2 separate regions of the Homo sapiens genome follow, and region 1 is linked to region 2. The links are chromatin loops, found by intact Hi-C in ENCODE. Cell type or tissue: heart left ventricle. All regions are shown on one strand.

Evidence for each region. Peaks named below come from ENCODE experiments on the same cell type or tissue, not always from the same donor. Only the 100,000 strongest peaks of a DNase experiment are listed, where the experiment ranks them.
Region 1: it touches region 2 in a loop (3.0-fold over the local background); 51 of 110 quality-filtered maps call a loop at or near these places.

The regions. Positions count from the first base shown.
Region 1 is chr12:63,792,834-63,797,833 of GRCh38, forward strand. All of the region lies in intron 3 of RXYLT1 (ribitol xylosyltransferase 1), which reads left to right. Among named protein-coding and RNA genes, the nearest start is that of RXYLT1, 15 kb to the left of the region's middle. In heart left ventricle, no CTCF peak of the experiment used is centred here; no DNase peak of the experiment used is centred here.
Region 2 is chr12:63,666,582-63,671,581 of GRCh38, forward strand. DPY19L2 (dpy-19 like 2) reads right to left here and starts at 1,912. Exons shown (of 22, transcript NM_173812.5): 1 at 1,476-1,912. The coding sequence starts at 1,812. RefSeq lists enhancers at 1,809-1,868, 2,318-2,819, 2,820-3,319. In heart left ventricle, no CTCF peak of the experiment used is centred here; DNase peaks (open chromatin) are centred at 1,600 and 2,010; H3K4me3 peaks cover 3,379 bases; H3K27ac peaks cover 2,996 bases.

The sequences.
Region 1 (5,000 bases), 130 kb after region 2:
GATTAGTCCACATCATCTACAAGTCACCTCCAATATTAAGTATATTCAATTCTATAATTTCATGTTGAATTCTTTTTAAGAGATGGGGGTCTTGCTATGTTGCCCAGACTGGAGTGTGGTGACTGTTCACAGACAAGATCATAGCATACTACAGCCTCTAACTCCTGGGCTCAAGAGATCCTCCTGCCCCAGCCTTCTGAGTAGCTGGGAATATAGGTATGCAACACTGGCCCAGCATCATTCTGAATTCTTAAATGGGGTCATTTTTAGAAATTCTTATCTATGCTTTGGGTCTAGACTTTTTTTCCTAATCTGCTACAACCCAGTTATAACCTCATCTTGACTTTTAAATGTTTTTAGATTTTAATATCCTCTTTATAGTAATTTAATTACAATTTTGCCATAATCTCTGTTAACTATGATTTAACTTTTGCACATCTAATGTGCCCAATTCTTGATTATCTTTTAATGTTTTTAATTTTTTTAATCGTGTGATTTTTCAGGGTTATGTTTACTACTTAGTGAATTTTAGGCACAGGGTGCACAGTGCATGTATACACTTGAAGGGTTCTCTGATGCTTTTGCTTACACAAACTAAATTAATAGCCCCCCTTCTGCTATACTCATAATTATGAAAAAAAGAGTGAAGTGCTGCAATAAAAGCATACCTGATGCATGAAATTATAATAGAAGCAAATAAAAAAGAAAACTTTTTCTCCCCTAAATTAATATATAATATTTCTACAATAGAAATTCATCTCTTGGTGATACATTTAGGAGATTTTATATACTTAGGAAACTAAAATTGCCTTTAGCTACAGGTAAGCTGCCTAAATAGTAGTAGAAATGGAGAGAAGTGGGGTGAAAAACAAATATTTATGACCAAAAGGAATAAAAACTTAGCTGTCTTTGAAAAGATAAATTTGATTCACATAGGATAGTATTATATTATTTTCTCTTCAGAACACAATTTGTCATAGAATGGATCATAGTCTGAATGAACACTGAATAATTTTTTTAGGTTAATCGCCCTTACCTAAAAAGAACTTTGGGATACATAAAAATTAGAACATCAAGTAAACAACTTCTTACAATACTGAAGCCTACTTAATAAGAGAAATGCCGTTGCTTGAATCAGCCATCGGCTGATGACTCATCTCTTAAAGTAGGCCTCAACTACCGAGCAAAGAGATCCTTGCTTGGAGGGTTATGTATAATATAAGAGAAAGGAGGTTGCCATCTTGTAGCCTTTAAGTGATAACTTTTCGTGTTACTGGTACACTCCAGTAGGATTCTCTGGGGCCAGCTAAATCCACCTGGCATGAATTTCAAAATGCCCCATCATAAGGTAGTCTATTCACAGTTGGAGGTCTAGCCCTTACTCCCATTTCCTCTCTCTATTGATGTGTAGCTGTTGTAGGACACTCAGATCTCTATTATAGTCCACTGTGGTCTGTTCATTACCCAAGGAAATGGTTTCTCCACAGTTCTTGTTCTCAGTTTCTTACTAAGTTGTCAGTCACATTGCTTAAAACTTTGACCACCAAAATATCATTGCTCCCTAGCTTTGGAAAATGTATTTATAATTCTTCAAAAATTAAAATATTAAATAAATTGAGAGATCCATTAATTCATTTCTACCAAATAATTGTTGAGCACCTCCTAATGTTTAATTTCTCCTTTCCTCCTTCCTAGTCTACGGAAATGGGCATTAGTGTCTCCTTGCAAACTCAGACAAACTAATAGCTGAAGGGGGTAGTGGATTTATTTGTAAAGTTATTAATTTATGTACTGCTTGGAGCAACAAAAGTAATATCTTATTCCTAAAGGGCCTTTTGACCGGGCATGGTGGCTCACTCCCATAATCCCAGCACTTTGGGAGGCCAAGGCAGCAGGATCACTTGAGCCTAGGAGTTTGAGGTCAGCCTGGGCAACATAGTGAAACCCCATGATTTTTCATTTAAAAAAAAAATTAAAAATAAAACAGAGGGCCGTTCCATAGTTTTCATTGTAGCAGAATAAATAAATATCTAATTTGTCAGCAAAATATGTGAAAGCAAGATCTTATGATAACCTCACCTGGGAAGTAAGAAATATATGTATTTTGGTATGTTAATGTATGGGTGACAGAACAAGCTGCAGAGGAGACTAATAATTTATTTTTAAAATATCAAAATATAGGCTGGGCATGGTAGCTCCCGCCTGTAATCCCAGCACTTTGGGAGGCCAAAGCAGGCAGATCGTTTTGAGCTCAGGAGTTTGAGACCAGCCTAGGCAGCATGGCGAAACTGTATCTCTACAAAAAACACAAAAATTAGCACCTGTCGTCCCAGGTACTTGCGGGGCTGAGGTGGAAGGATAGCTTGAGCCTGGGAGGTCAAGGCTGCAAGTGAGCTGTGATCACGTGACTGCATTCCTGCCTGGGCGACAGTGAGACCCTGTGTCAAAAAAAAAGAAGAAGAAGAAGAAGAAGAAGAAGGGCCAGGCATAGTGGCTCACACCTGGAATCCCAGCAGTTTGGGAGGCTGAAGTAGGAGGATTGCTTCAGCCCAGGAATTCAAGACCAGCCTAGGAAATATGGTGAAACCCTGTCTCTACAAAAAACAGAAAAACTTTGTGCGTGGCAGCACAAACCTGTAGTCCCAGCTACTAGGGAGGATCACCTGAGCCTGCGAGGTCAAGGCTGCAGTGAGCCTAGATCACACCACTGCACTCCAGCCGGTGACAGAGCAAGACCCTGTCTCAAAAAAAAAAAAAAAAAAGTATTAAAATATAAAAGTTGGGCTATTTCTGTGTTTATAACACCTTTCCTTAATGAGAGGTGAATTTATAGGCTGTGTCTTCAAAATGTATAATAATTGAACCCAATATTAAATATAATACCAGACTCATTTCTCCTCTATTTGAGCATTTATCTCTATGAACTTTAATCTATAGCCATTTAAACTGCTAATATTTAAATATACCCAAATTATTTCCTGTAAAATTATGGGAAATTATTGTTTTTTAATATTTTAATTTTTTAACTTGTTCTTTTTGAAATAATTTTAGACTTAACAAAAATATTGCAAAAATGGTACCAAAAAAATCCATTACACCTTTCATCCAGATTCCTCAAATGCTAACATCTTACATAATTACCGTATAATTATTTTTTTCAGGAAAATAACATTGATACAAAACTGTTATCTAATTTACAGATACACACATTCCCACTACTGTCCATTTTCTGGCCCAGTTTCCAATCCAGAATCACACGGTGTGCTTGGTTTCATATCTCTTTGGCTTCAGCCAGTCTGTGACAGTTTCTCAGTCTTTGTTGACCTTGTGACTTATGAAGAGTACTGCCCATGTATTTTGTAGAACGTCCTTTAGTTTGGGTTTGTCTGATGTTTCCTTACAGTTCAGTTCAGGTTATGTATTTTGGTTCCGAATACCTCAGAAACAACATCGTGTCATCCTCAGTGTGTCATATTTGTTCCCGTTACTGATTATGTTAACTTTGATCACTTGGCTAAGGTGCAGTCTGCCTAGTTTGTTCACTGTAAAGTTACTGTTTTTTTCCATTGTGATATTTACTAGGAGATTCTCTGGGACCATGTAGATAACCTGTTTTTCAATATGATTACAAGGTCCCACAGTATCTCCCTTTCACCCACAAATGTTAGCATCCATATAAATACCCAAAGACAAATAAAGAGATAAATGCCATTCATTGAATCAGTCATCAGCTGATTATTCATCTCTTAAATTAGGCCTCATCTTCAGAGCAAGGAGTAAAATGTTTAGTAGTCTTAAACGTTTTGATTTTAAGAAACAAAAGTAAAAGGAGCACATCATTTGAATATGATGAATTATTTTGGAACAAAGAATTAAATTGTTTGTTATATGCAAATAAATACATAAAAAACAACCAAGAAAACCTCATAAAAATCCCCAGAATCACTGGATAAAAATTTAAAAATAAAGAAAGTGCAATCCCAATAAGACTTTAATGTTGACCATTCATTAGGAAAAAAGCCTACTGCAATAGTCCTGTCGATAAAAAAAAGAAGAAATTGAGAAAATAAAAAAGCCAACTATTAGAAGAATTTAGGGCCTAAAGAAAATTATATTTCTTTTTCTTTTTCTTTTTTTTTTTTTTTTTTGTGACAGAGTCTTGCTCTGTCATCCAGGCTGGAGAGCAGTGGCACGATCTTGGCTCACTGCAACCTCCACCTCCTAGGTTCAAGCAATTCTCCTGCCTCAGCCTCCCAAGTAGCTGGGATTACAGGCACCTGCCACCATGCCCAGCTAATTTTTGTATTTTTAGTAGAAATGGGGTTTCACCATGTTGGCCAGGCTGGTCTCGAACTCCTGACCTCAGGTGATCCACCTGCCTCAGCCTCCCAAAGTGCTGGGATTACAGGCGTGAGCCACCATGCCCAGCCTCATAAATTATTTTCATACCATATAGAAAGCATAATGATAAGAATATGCATACTCTACCATGTTTATTGTTATGGAAATACAGAAGAAAGGCAATTAACTCAATCTAAGTAGAGTTAGGGGTGTGGGGCCTATCAACAAATGTTTTCTAAAGGAGGTGATAGCTGAGCAGTCTTTAAAATGAGTAGAAGTTAGCAAGGCAGAAAAAAGATTATATTCCCAGCAGAAGTGACATCAGAGGTTCATAAGTGATAAACTTGGGTTTATGCATGGAATTGCAAACCAATCAATATTCCTAGAGCATGAAGAAAAGGTAAGGTAGCTGAGATGGGGAGGATTGAGCAAGGGCCAGATCATGGTGGGCCTTGTATGTACCACATTAAGGCTCTTGGACTTTATTCTAGGGTAGTGAAAAGCAATTGAGGATGATTAAGCAGGATAGTGGTATTGTCATGTGTTTATGTGTGTAGATTTCTTTAGCAGCCATGGGGGAAAGTGATTTGAAGGAGACAGCTGGGTGCAGGCAGACCAAGTAGGAGATTGGAAGTATCCCACAGAGATAAAACTAATGG
Region 2 (5,000 bases):
GGTAATAGAACAAGTTAAAACACCACAAACTTTGCTTTTCTTATAGAGGTTCAGCATCTTTTCTTGAATTAATGTCCTTTAGATTGTTGTAAACCTTTGGTTAATTTCCAAAGTTTTGAAGAAAATGATTTTGATAATTTTCCAAGTATTTTCATTGTCGTCATGGAGGAGTGCATTTCCTTGGCTATTCCAGAAGTCCCACCTCCCTTCTGAGATTTTATAATGGTATTTCTTATGGTTATCCTAAATATACTTGGCAAGTCATCTTATAAACCACCAATAATAGCCTCTTAAAAACTCAAAAATTACTTCACTTGGCTAACAACATAAATGCAAATTAATTCAATAATTATTGAAGAAATTAAATTTTTAAAAATTAAAAAATTGCAGTGTTGAAATTCTCAACCATGCTTATCCAGATCTTTTCCTATATTACTAACTGTCCTGGGCTTATCTTAAATACTTCTCGGAAGATTTACTTGTTTTATACCAGGATAGGCAAAGTATGGCCCATGGTGCATTTTTGGACTGTATGCAAGCACGGTTGCTATAATTTTTAAAAGGTTGAAAACTTTAAATGGTTGTAAAGATGCTCATTAACTGTTTATTAGGCTTCATTAATTTTAAAATATACAGAGACTATCCTGTTCAACTATATTTGTATCCTATTTCTAATTCTCCCAACAATTATATACACTGGCAAAAACTCTTCAGATGATATATAAGGAAAAGGTCAAATATACTACCAAATTCATCCAGCTTTCCAAAGATGCTCAAAATCTTTCTGTGTCTCTCACTCCCTCCCTTAACCCACATACCACATCTGAAAAAAAATGATATGGTGTAACGATGCCAGTATTCTAAATGCTTGAAGGGCTTATCACATGCCCTTTCCAAGCTGTGACAGAAGAATGTCCCCTGGACCACGGCATCCTATCAATCTCACCTCTGAAGGTGACCCAGCCTCATACTTCACTGAAACAAAGACCATTAGACACCAACACTCCCAACTTCTTTTATTTCCACTTTAACATTTCTCCATATAGTAATCCTCACTTTTCTACTCCCTGCCATCTCAGAAAAGGAATTCTCTCTCCTCTTTTCCACAGTTAGCTTCTCAAATTTGTACCTTTAATTCTACCCCTCCCAAATATTGCAAGACTTGCTCCACTAATTATTTCCTCTCTTGGAATCTTAATCTCATCATCTTCTCTTGATCCTTCCCCTCAGCCTTTAAAACTCCTAGACCTTAAAACACTCTCTGCGATCTGACAGCCCTTCAAACCAATATACTCCCTATCTCTCTCTCTCCCCTGGTTCAATGACAAGATCTTTGGCCAACTTCTTTCTACTCGGACCTTGCTATTATTTCCTACTAGGCACCCACAAACCCTTGCTTGTTAAACTGATCTCCTTCAAGACTCAAGAAAAGCGCCATGCGGCTCCCTCCTAGGGCTCTCCTGCCCTCTCCTCACCGATGCCGAGAGTGGTTCTGCTGGAGAACCGCCGCGCCTGCAGTTCCTGCACCTTTTCCCGGAGCTGCGCCAGGGAATTACGGACGAACTGGAAGGGGCCGAGAAGAAAGGTCTTGGCCACCACCTCTAGCTCCAAGCCTTTTCGCTCTTTCAGACTTTGGATCCTCCCCGGGGAGGACCTCCAGGAGCCCCTTGGCAGTTTCCCGCCGCCTAGGGCCGACTTTTCCATCTCCTCCTCTACCTCCGGCTCCCGGGCGAGGGAGGCCCCGCGCCGCCCCTTAGACTGGCTGCGGCCGGAAGATTGCAGCCGCTTTGAGCTTACTCCTTGTTTTCTCATAATCAAGGAGTATGGTGGAGCTGGGTCAATTTCAGGCACAGCCCAGCCGAGTCAGGCGAGGTCCAGAGAGACCTGACTCGCCTGGCAGCCTCAACGGACTTGTCCCCGCAGCCGTTGCGGACCTCCCGGTCGTCATGGCGACTGTGAAATGTGGGGTGGGGCGCATGCGTTGGAAGCCATTCGCGCGGGCAGTCCCTGAGTGTCCCCTCACGTGCTCCCCAGCGCGAGCAGCACCCCCGCCTCTGCGCTTCCCAGAGCGTGCAGCTTCCGGTGAGGGCAGCCCCACGCACAGCCCCCCACACCCTCCCCAGCGCCTGCAGCCTCCGGTGCGCGCAGGCCCCAAGCCCACATGCGCAGTCCTCACCTTGCGCGCAGCCCCATGTACAGCCCCGGACGGGCTCCCAGCCCCACTGGCGCAGAACCCATCACCGCTTGCCCTTCACGCGCTTCATTGGGAGTGCAGCCCCCACCCCGAGCGCGCAGCTCCACGCAGCCTCTCCACACTCTCCCCAGCGCCTGCAGCACCCCCAGTGCGCACAGCTCTGCCAGTCGCTTCCCCGGGCGCCGCCCCTGCACCACTTCGGCCCATAACCTTGCGGCGACTGTCTGAAGAACTTCCCGTGGTTTCATTCTTTTCTTCGGGTTTAGTCTTAGCTGTGACATTTTAACCAAAAGATTACACGTTAATTAACGAGGTATTAAAGGGAAAGATCTCAGCTGAAAGAAATGACTGTAGGAAGTGTGTCAGGGAAGCCAACGGAACCGCCGGCCCGCCGGCGGTGCGCCCGGCATTAGGAACGTCTCTACTCCCCTACGATCGCTGAGGTATCGGACAGTCAGTGCCCGTTGCCAACGCAGAGGGAACGGGCCGAGACTGCGGGCAACAAGTGGCAGAGCCGGCGTGAGTCCGGTGGGTCTGATCCCAGAGCCTCAGGTTGACGCCACTTCCTTGGCACGGGACAGCGTTTACTGAATCTTAGAGCAAAATGCTTTTCCAATAAGGTTCCTCAGAAGTCATCAGCCCTAGGAGCGGTGTGCTCAAGCGCTTTCAGCACCAGCCAGGACCAACTAAGAGGGGAGCGCTTAGCTCCCAGTCACCGCACAGCCCTACAAGAGGCCAAAGCGGCTGGCACAGATGCACTGGGGCCACTGACATTTTCCATGTCCTCTGTCACGGGCCACATGCTGGAGCCCACACCGCTTCACTTCCCATCTGTTTGATGATGGATCACATTGAACTCCCATACCCTAACTGACCAATCTAAAGCCTGGCTCATTGTGGCCAGGTTAATTTTTCCTGATGCAACACAGCACAAAAATGTTCGTGGCCCACAAATCAAGTCCTAGGCTTGCTCACCAATGCCTTCAATATTTGCCCAATATACCTTTTCAACTTTAATTTCCCACTTCCTCGGGCACAAAATCTTCCATCTCAGTCATTTCAGGTAAAGTCCACAACCTGAGACATCATAACTGCTGAATTCCTTTATTCATGTGGAAAAGCCATCCCTTGGCTTTTGCATCCTTTTCTCCCTGCCCATCTGAATGCTGTCACCTTCCAAGCCCCAGCCCATTTCTCCAGCCCATATTAATTATGCTTTTTCTGAAGGTCTAGAGCACTTAACTGACAGTACTATTTATCTTCTCACTCAGTTAAATTCAGTAAGTGCTACTACTGCTCATTTTTTGTTTTGGGAGATTTTTTTCAAGCAGCATTTCTGCATTCCTGGCATTGTGTTTGGTGCTCAAAATGTTTTCTCACTTAATCATGCAATGACTGTATGCAAATTTTAAAATCAAGCATCAGGATGTAGTTATTTGCCCAAGTTTTAACAGCTAATAAATTCTATCTATCCAATACTGCATTTAAAATACAAAGTATTTACGGTGGTTAAGAAGAATATATTCTTGAATGGCTAGGCAAACTCAAAGCACCTTATTTTAAAATATGACTGTTTTAATGTGTTTTGGAACAATAAGTGAAGTGGAGTGATTGTTTTTCTTTTTGGTCAGTTTGGTTTTTCTGGAGTTTCCAATTGCCTTTTGCATCACTTGGTGTCCTGATGGGATACAAAATGCTCTTACCCATGGTCTAGCCCTTGAAAGTACAAATCTGGTCATTTTTATCATTTAAAAAATTAATCTTTTTATAAGAATGTTCATTGTGCTATTATTTATATCGTTAAAAAATAGAAGTGGCCTCAGTATCAAACACTAAGTTATGAAACATTCATATAGTGAAGCATTACAGCCACTAAAGTCATTTTGCATGGATATTTAATGATATAGGAAAATAGTCATGATATAATGTTAAAGGAAAAAAGAAGCAGGATATATTTTATGATTCATATGTTTAGTAAACACATAAAATTAACTGTGTGCCATGTGCTGCTCTAAATCTTTTACACAGGGGACTCATATAGGAAGATTACCAATGTATGACCTTGAGCTAGTAATTTAGCCACTCTAGGATTAATTTCCTCATCTGAAAAATGAAGACAGTTATATTTGTCTTACTGATGGTATGATTGAATGAATTAATGCTTGTAAAGCATCAAAAACACAGCACATGCTTAAACAAATGTTCCTTTATTATGTTCTAGACCGGCCATCCTATAGTGCAGTAGTGAGGATTTTTAGGTTGGTGCAAAAGTTGTTGCTATTTTTGCCAACACTTCCAATTAATATTTTGCTCACTTGGTTTCTTTGTCATCAAGTGATATGTTAGTAATTATTAAACAGTAATACATGTTTTAGGTTCATTAGTTAACTGAGAGATAGTTGCCTAAATCATTATGTATCTACTCCTACTAAGGAGAGGAGTAGATTTGTGTATAAGAGGGAAATCATGACACTTAGTTTTATGTGCAGTTGAATAGAATCATGGATGTTTTCATGTTTTTACAGCTTCTGTAACAGTGGTCACTTATTTTGACCTCATTATTTTGAATGGTTATTTGAGTCACATTTTAGCTGTATACTAACTAATCACTATAATGACTAATAACTTAAAGCAGTTACGTTGATAATTTAATCTATGATTAATTGACAATTAAAATAGCACATTATAATTAGATAAGATGCAATATATTCTTGCATTATCTTATCATCTTTGAAACAGAGATGTCTCATGATTTAGCTTTTTTATATATATGTTTTTATTATACTTTAAGTTCTAGGGTACACGT